Regions from separate parts of the Homo sapiens genome. Here regions 1 and 2 are each linked to region 3. The links are chromatin contacts, found by Hi-C or POLR2A ChIA-PET in ENCODE. All regions are on one chromosome and are shown on one strand. The core of a region is the stretch at or near the end of the contact, and the rest is flanking DNA. Distances in the headings are between cores, read along the strand shown. Region 1 overlaps MRPS23 (mitochondrial ribosomal protein S23). Region 2 overlaps MSI2 (musashi RNA binding protein 2). Region 3 overlaps MSI2 (musashi RNA binding protein 2).

Evidence for each region. A loop is a pair of places that touch in the nucleus more often than their neighbours do. ChIA-PET counts read pairs that join two places held with the same protein, here RNA polymerase II (POLR2A). Pooled maps may share reads with other maps.
Region 1: a loop to region 3 is called in a map with no recorded cell type, with 2.4 times the contacts of the local background. The contact joins two enhancer-like sites. A Hi-C loop is called at or near these places in 1 of 37 single-sample maps with no recorded cell type and 2 of 50 pooled maps. POLR2A ChIA-PET finds 5 or more read pairs at or near these places in 3 of 52 experiments (H1, WTC11 and activated T-cell).
Region 2: a pooled map shows a loop between it and region 3 (2.4-fold over the local background). The contact joins two enhancer-like sites. A Hi-C loop is called at or near these places in 1 of 168 maps with a recorded cell type or tissue (B cell), 8 of 37 single-sample maps with no recorded cell type and 4 of 50 pooled maps. POLR2A ChIA-PET finds 5 or more read pairs at or near these places in 1 of 52 experiments (IMR-90).

The regions. Positions count from the first base shown.
Region 1 is chr17:57,832,171-57,834,870 of GRCh38, reverse strand. It overlaps MRPS23 (mitochondrial ribosomal protein S23), which reads left to right. Exons shown (of 5, transcript NM_016070.4): 5 at 1-90. Among named protein-coding and RNA genes, the nearest start is that of MRPS23, 17 kb to the left of the region's middle. RefSeq lists enhancers at 428-928, 1,097-1,607, 1,608-2,119. Within about 2 kb of position 1,375, at least 24 of the 41 ENCODE cell types and tissues checked have a DNase peak (open chromatin) inside an H3K27ac peak, as active enhancers do.
Region 2 is chr17:57,439,232-57,441,931 of GRCh38, reverse strand. All of the region lies in intron 6 of MSI2 (musashi RNA binding protein 2), which reads right to left. Among named protein-coding and RNA genes, the nearest start is that of MSI2-AS1, 170 kb to the left of the region's middle. RefSeq lists an enhancer at 674-733 and a silencer at 1,144-1,203. Within about 2 kb of position 1,316, at least 24 of the 41 ENCODE cell types and tissues checked have a DNase peak (open chromatin) inside an H3K27ac peak, as active enhancers do.
Region 3 is chr17:57,628,295-57,630,994 of GRCh38, reverse strand. All of the region lies in intron 10 of MSI2 (musashi RNA binding protein 2), which reads right to left. Among named protein-coding and RNA genes, the nearest start is that of MSI2-AS1, 21 kb to the right of the region's middle. RefSeq lists an enhancer at 1,069-1,168. Within about 2 kb of position 1,399, at least 5 of the 41 ENCODE cell types and tissues checked have a DNase peak (open chromatin) inside an H3K27ac peak, as active enhancers do.

The sequences.
Region 1 (2,700 bases), core at 126-2,625, 200 kb before region 3:
TATTACAGAATAATCTGCCCCCGAAGGACTCCTGATTTTGTTAAAGTGATACCTTTCTCTGTAAATAAATGATGGCGTGCCACTTAAAAACCTTCAGCAGATTTCTTTTTTTAAACAAAGTCACTCAAGTGGGACAGTAAGATTTTCTCTGAGGCTGGCACTGGTGCCTGCCTCTGCTCCGGGGAATCCAGACGTGGCACCCGGAGTTGGGCCTCATCCATCCTCAGCTTTCATTTGTGACCAAGCCTGACTCAGAATGGGCTGGCAGTTTTCCTGAGTACATGGGAGTTAGGGCAGAGAACATGATGTGGTGCTGGTAGTCAACGCAAGCTGGCACGGCCTCAGCCAGAAGACTGGAGCTAGGAGCAAGCAAAGGTGAGTGGAGGAGGGGATGGGGAAGGCTGAGACTTCCTGGTCTCTATGTTCTGAGCTCAATTCTAGAATAGCCAAAAGGTGGGAGCCTGACTCGGGCTAAGTTAGTCATGCGTTCTGAGCCTTTGACCGTGCTGGGTGAGATGAGGGATGGCTGAGCAGGTTCAGTGAGCAACTTGGTCGAGGTCACCTTGGCTGGCAGAGGAAGGGCACCTGCCCTCCTGTGGAAAAGACGGGAAATGGCTTTCCTGTCACTCCTAGGGTAGCGCTCAATGTGGCAGGCGGGTCTCTGATTGGATGAGCCCGGCACTGAAGCAGTTTCTGTGGTGATGCTGAACCAGACAAGTGTTTATTGCTGCAGCACGAAAAAGAAAAGGTTGCTAGGGGAAGGCAGAGAAGGCAGGAAGTTAAGTGTTATGTTCCCTACAAAATGTTGCTACTGCCAGCCACCACCACCACCCTCCATCCATGCAGATTACAGACAGGGTTTTTGGGGAATACTAGCTGACAACGAAAATACATTTCAAGTATCATTTTACCCTCAATGAATGCTTTTCCTGGACTGCAACTGAAATAAATGTCAGTCACCGGACCTTCTAGCTCCTCAGTTCTTTTAATTAAAAGATAGTTCTAAGCAAGATCCAGTAGTGGTCTATTTATTATTTATCAAGCATTTTCCTTCCAGCAGTTAGTGAAAGGTCACTGGCTTCAACTGAGCTTTGTTTTTGGTGAGCAGCTTAGATGAAAAAGATATACAATCAATCTCTCCTGTTTGCTCATGGGCAGGACACTGTTTAATAGTCATTGTGGCATTTAGGATCGCAGGCCTCTGAAACATGCAGAAAAGTGCATGTGCATCCCTTGCTGCTGAACATTTCTCCAAAAGTAAACATCAGGTTGTGATTATGGTTAATAATGAGATATTGATTATTTGAAAATGTCACCGCCAGGGACTTGTCGGTTTCAGCACCACTAGATGGCGCTGGACTCTCATGCTGTTCAACTACAGTCATTTCGTTTCCTTGCCTCGGGGTACCTTGCCTTTCAAGGTTGAAGAGTGTCCTTGTAAAAATAATGTTGTGGCTGAAATTTAGGAAGCTGAGGTCCTGGGGTGCTACTGGGATGGGGTAGAGATGGGAGGGGACAGGCCACGGGACAAATGACAAAGGCCTGCCGGGGAAGCGGCACTGTTTGCACCATAATAGGAGCTGGAGAGGAAGGAGCTTACTGCGCTGAGCCCCTGGAGACTCTGCCCAGAGCAGTGTTTCCTAACCTTCTCCAGTCAATGACACATCTGCGAATTTGCTGTGGAGGACAGCGGGAGAGAGAACAGTGCAGGCAGGGAGGCAGAGCAGCGGAAAAAACCCAGGCCTTGGAGAACAGACCTGGGTTTGAAACCCTGATCTGTTGCTTTGTCTGGTGACATTAGGGGAGTTAGTGAACCGTCTGAACCTCAATTTCCTTATCTGTAAAACAAGGGTAACAACGTCTACCTCACTAAGTTGCTGTGAGGACTGAATGAGAACGTGAACAAAGTTCTTGGCGAGTACTCCGTCTTTGCTGTCAGTGCCTAGAAGGCTTTCAGCCACTGTCGATTCCCACTGGGTGGGGAGGAATTAACATGCGCTAGATTAACATTGAGAAGAAACGGTATTGTGTCCTCTTTCACCAGCCACTCGTCTAAACACAGCTTTCTCTATCCCCCACCCCCAGTAGTTACTCTGTCCTTTATCTCCTTCCAAACTTCTAGCACCAAGTAAATGAATCAAATTAAAAAACAACTACAACAACAACAACAAAGGAGGAAACTAGAGAACATCTTGGGAACTATCCGCTTTTGGAACTTATCCCATGCTGGTAGGTTTCACTGGAAAATGTGCATTTATTTAGTAACTTCTTGGATTGTGTATGCCTGTGGGCAAGCGTGTGTGTAGAAACCAACATTTTAAATGACACTCAATGACACTCATTCTGTTTCTTCTTTCCTGCTTCCTTTTTTTAAAAATAGGGACAAAGTCTCTCTCTGTCACTCAGGCTGGGGTGCAGTGGTGCAATCATAGCTCACTTCAGTCTCAACCTCCTGGGCTCAAGTGGTCCTCCTGCCTCAGCCTCCCAGGTAGCTAGGGCTACAGGTGCATGCCACTATGCCAAGCTAATTTTTTATTTTTAATTTTTTTGTAGAGATAGGGTCTCTATGCTATGTCGCTCAGGCTGGTCTCAAATTCCTGGCCTCAAGCGACTCTCCCGCCTTGGCCTCCCAAAGTGCTGGGATTATAGGCATGAGCCACCATGCCCGGCCCTTTTCTGCCTCCTTGCTGCCCCTCTACA
Region 2 (2,700 bases), core at 67-2,566, 190 kb after region 3:
TTCACCCTTCTGTCCTCCCCATGAAGCTACAATTATGAAATAAATAGTGAAATAATAATGAAAGAAACCCCTGCAGGCATCATCTTTGCCTAAAACAATGACTACTATTGCTACACACCTACTGTGTGCCAGGCAACATGCTTTAAGTACTTCCCATATGGCAATTAATCTACATAATGTCCCTTATGAGGCTGAAATTACATGCATAAGTTTAAATAACAACGAAAAGGAAGAAAGAAAGCACAGAATCAGGCTGAGAGAAAAGGGAAAAGAAAGGGACCCTGGTGAGAGATGCCTTCTGTGCTGGACCTCACAGAGGGACTTTGTCTTATAGGGTCCTGTCTTCCTAAAACAAAGTCTCCAAGAAGTTCAGAGATTTACAACATTATTGAGTCCTGAAGCTGCGATTCAAAACCCAGTTCCAGCTGAGTGCAGAGGTCTGTCTATATGCCAATGATACTTTCATACTTCTTGAAAAAAAATCTACCTCCCAGCAGTGAAAACCAGCCAGCCCAGCTGGTTGCAGGGTGGTGAGGTGACAGAGCAGGCAGTGTGTAGGGCATGGGGACACCTCCCAAGGGATTTAGGAGAGGCAAGAGGGGTGGACCAGAGTTCATACAAGCTATTCAAGAGCCTCAGGGCAGCAATTTAGCACCAAATGCATGAAAAAGAGTCAGCCCTGGGCCTTGGAGGGAGTGGAACCTCTCCCTCTCCTTGGTCAGCCATCTTGTCCTCATGAGTCACCAGGCCCAGGCAAGGGTGTGGGTGGTTCTGCAAACCCGTCCCCGTCAATGGAAACAGAATACAAAGACTTCATCCTCACATTAGTGGGTTACCAGCGTCACTGCCTCCTACAAAGCGCTGCCTGAAAACATCCGTCTCCAGCACGACCAGGTCCCTGCAGCCCTGGGAGAGCGGCAGGGGGCAGTGTTGACAGGAGCAAGCTGGCCAGAGCTACAGCTCCCACCCGGGATGGCCCCTGACCCGAGGCCTCCTCTGAGCCCAAGGGAACCCCTCTGGCCTAGTTTCCTCAGGAGTAAAAAGAGATAGTCCAGGTCTACTCCCTCAAACGTTTCTGTGGCTTAAAATACCAGAAACACCAACATCCCAGGCATAAATAAGGGTACCTGTGGCCTCTTGGCGGACCAGAGGACCAGGGCAAAACCTGCTTCCCCACCTCCTCAGTCCTTACCCTGCACGCCAGGAAATCACATCCACACCCATGCACAGGGGCACATAAATGAACAAACCCACGCTCAGACTCAGTACACAGAGTATGTGAGCCTGCACAGACTGCCATTCATTCAAGTCCCATGGCAGCCTGCCAAATTATAAATAGCCCAGCTCGTTTTTAAGATGACCAGCGTTCAGCAAAGCCCTCTGGCCTTCAGCAGTATATGAGCCTCCTCTTAACCTCTTTTAGCTAGATGCTCAACAAGGAATCCAGTCTGACCCAGCCACGCTACACACACACACACACACACACACACACACACACACACACACACACACACACACGGATAACAAACCCCAGGTAAGACTGTCTGATAAACAGCATCTGACTGATGCTAAGCCCACAGATACGGGGTCCAAAAGGGTATCCAAGTCACAAGAATGACAAACACAAAGCTATTTCAAAGGGAATGAGGGGCACGGCTTCCTGTGCCCCAGCAAGCTCTCAGCAGGCAGACCCAGCTGGCCACCCAGTTCACTTCTCAGACCTCTATTAGAGCACAGGGCACCCATCGCTGCCTCCTCAGCTCACAGTTCAGAACAAGCCCTGCCTCCCCACCCTTTCAAGCACAGTTCAAACTGCCTTGCATGGCTTCTAGGTCAAAACACCACAAGTGACTGGTGGTTTGAAATAAACAGCTAACTCTGGGGAGACCAAACAGTGGAGATAGATCACTCAGCCTCACCCTAAGCTATAATCAAAGAGATAACCATTGGTATTGAATCTTAGCTAGAACAGACCCCCCCTCTTATCCCACCCCAAGCATCACAGACAGAAGTTTCCAATGAGGAATTTCTCAATTCTCTTCATTGTTTCAATTTTCCCCTCTGGCCCTCACACACTATCCCAAGACTTCGGGCCATCCGCTAAGAATCCTGGAAATGTATTCACTTATCAGATTCTTAGGAAATAGTCCAAAGTCTGAGCCTTCTACTATGCTGTGAGCTCCTTCTCTACTAAAAATACAAAAAATTAGTTGGGCAAGGTGGCGCACGCCTGTAATCCCAGCTACTCAGGAGGCTGAGGCAGGAGAATCACTTGAACCCGGGAGGCAGAGGTTGCAGTGAGCCAAGATCGTGCCACTGCACTCCAGCCTGAGCGACAGAGCGAGAGATGCCACCAAAAAAAAAAAAAAAAAGACAAAGCCTATCTCCCCAGTGCCTGGCACAGGACCTGCAATGCCATCCTCCATCTAATGAATGAAAGTCACCTCAAGGGAGGTCCCTGTGGGATGTTGATGAAGGCTTGGGTTGACCCAACTCTCTGCCCGCAAATATCTAATCTCTACCAACAGCCAAGGAAGTGCTTTCTGCAGAGTCCTCCTCGTCCTCTAAATCAGGTGAGGCCATAGTTTGACTACGACATGCCACAACCAGGTTGAGTGCAAATCCTCATCCAGACCTACAAATACCTCTCAGCCTCCAACCTGTAAAATCCCATGAATCACATAGGCTTGATCTGAGCAA
Region 3 (2,700 bases), core at 150-2,649:
GGGCATGGCAGGGGTTCGCAGAATCTACCTGATGGGGATGAGGAGAGGGCAGAGGGCTGGGCTGCCCCATCTCTGGGTCCCCCTTCTGTACCCCAGCCGCCTCGGCCAGATCCACCCGAAACTTTCCTTATTGGCATGAGGTGACAGATGGAAGTCAGGGCATCCAGAAGCTTCTCTGTAGCCCTGGCCCTGAGGCTGTGGCTCCAGGAGTCATCAAGTTTGGTTCTAGAGGGGCTCAGCTACTCCCTGCGCTCTTGACTGGAATGACACATGGACCTACCTAGGCTTTGTGTCTGGAAACATTTGGCTGCTTGGGGAGGCATCTGGGATAAGCACAGACCCAACACTCCACAAGGAGCATATCCTTTGGGAGGGGGTCAGGAGGGGAATAGACTCTGACCCTAGCCTGGCTTCTCAGATGAGTGGGGTGGGCGGCCCCAGCCATGGGGCCACCCTTCCCAGTTCAGGGCCACTCCACTCTTGCCCTCCCTGAGAGCAGGCAACCTTACTCTTGTGGCCACTGGTGGCCCCTTTCTGGCCATTAGTTAAGAGAATCAAGAGGCTTCCATAGTGAGTGGGAAGGTGGGAAGGATGGAAAAATAAAAGTTTGATGGTTGAGAACAGGGCAGCTAACTCCCAAAGGTCAGGAAGCTGCTGTCTGTACATTGTAATGCCTGATTTCTGTCCCATTCAAACCCACCTGATTGTATTAAGCTGCAGGGACTGTGGCCATGACAAACGGATGGGCCCTGGGCAAAAACACTCCAACCCCACTCTATCCTCCTTCCTGCAGCCCAGTCCATCCCCCGCCCCCCCAGTTCCCAAAGTCTTGGCTTTGGTGAAGGGCTGGGCACCCAGGGGACCCTATCTCACTCTGCCCAGCCTCAATCTGGTCACTGCTGCATGTCCGTCTGCCTGGGGCAGGCCCAGGGATGCAGGCCATGGAGGCAGAGTTCTACTAGATGTCTCCTGAGCCAGCTCATGGGGGCCCCGGGGCAGGCCCTCTGATGAGACAGGGGCCTTAGCATAGGGTCCACATTGATGTCCTCTCCCAATTATTCCATGTTAAGATCCCTCAACTCTGTCCTCCTGGGACTAGCATCACACTCAGGGGCAATGGCAGCCTGATTACGGAGGGGAGCAGGTTGTGCAGGCTGAGTGCACAGATCAGTGCTGCACCTGGAGGGCCGAGATGCGTGAGCCTTTGCACCTGTCATCCCCTGGAGGGGAAGCGAGGGGAGGAAGTGAGAGGAAAAGCCACCAGCTTCTGGGCTGAGCAAGACTGGCAGAGAATGAAGCACAGGGACACTGACCCCATGGGTGTCTCCAGGAAGGAGTGGTGCGCATGTGTGAGTGTGTGGACCGTGCACCCCCCAGTAACAGCCCTCTTCCTTTAGGCACTGGAACAGCACCAGCCCGTAAGAAATTTCCACGGTGACTGTTCTACATTCTGTGCTGGCAATAGCCACTTGCCACACATGGTTACTGAGTCACTGAAATGTGGCCAGTGTTTCTAAAGGAACTGAAATTTTCTTTTTACTTCTTCTTATTCTTCTTCTTATTTTTGAGACAGAGTCTCACTCTGTTATCCAGGCTGGAGTATAGTGGTGTGATCTCGGCTCACTGCAACCTCTGCCTCCTGGGTTCAAGTGATTCTCTTGCCTCAGCCTCCCGAGTAGCTGGGATTATAGATGCCGGGCACCACGCCCGGCTCATTTTTATATTTTTAGTAGAGACGGGGTTTCACCATGTTGGCCAGGCGGGTCTCGAACTCCTGACCTCAAGTGATCCTCCCACCTCGGCCTCCCAAAGTGTTGGGATTACAGGCGTGAGCCACCGCACCCAGCCAACTTTAATTTAAACCTAAGTTTTAGTAGCTCTTTGTGGCTAGTGTTATTGTACCAGAAAAATGGACACTAGGGAGATGGTGGAGGGTGGCAGTTAAGGCCCAGACCGCCTGGTCCAAATGCAGGTCCTACCCCTTGCGTACTGTGACCCCTTCAGAAGGAGTTTCTACCTCTGTGCCTGTGCCTGGTGGGGGTCTCTGCCTGGAAATGGGAAAGTCTAATGACAGTGGCTGGTTGAGTGCTGGCCTCTCTTGTGGTGGTCCTTCTTGCATGTGCCCTTCTTTTCTTCAGGTCTGGGAGCCTGTGGCCATCCTGAAGCAGCCTGCTGCTGGGGGGCATCTTTGGGGACGGCTTCCTTAGTGCGGGCCGAGGAGTCTTGTTGAGGCCCCTCCCAGATGGGGAACCATCCCAGCCCCAGGGGACACTGGTGGGGGAGCCACCTGCACTCAAACTCCTCCATCTTGGACTTCTGCTTCTGTGCCTGCCTTCCCTGCACCCTCTGACCCACACAATCGGAGAGGGGCACAGACCCCAAAGACCATTCCTCGTAGACCCCCTTTTCCAAAAGAGAGAAGTAAGGCCCTAGAAGCTGAGTGACCCGCCCATGGCCACTTGGCCAGGTGGTATCGGAGACAGGACAAGAGCTTGGGGCTTCCACCGCTGGTTGAAGGATCTGTCTGCCATAGAGCACGGCTCTAGGTGCCCCCAAATGCCTCCTCATCTCTCCAACTACACCCTTCCCGCCCCAATGCTTGGTCTGAGGCAAAGACCAGGCCAAGCCCTCACTCTGCCCTCCTGTCATCAGTGTCAGGGCGCCATCTTCCAGCGACGCGTCTTCACTCCCTTTGCTTCC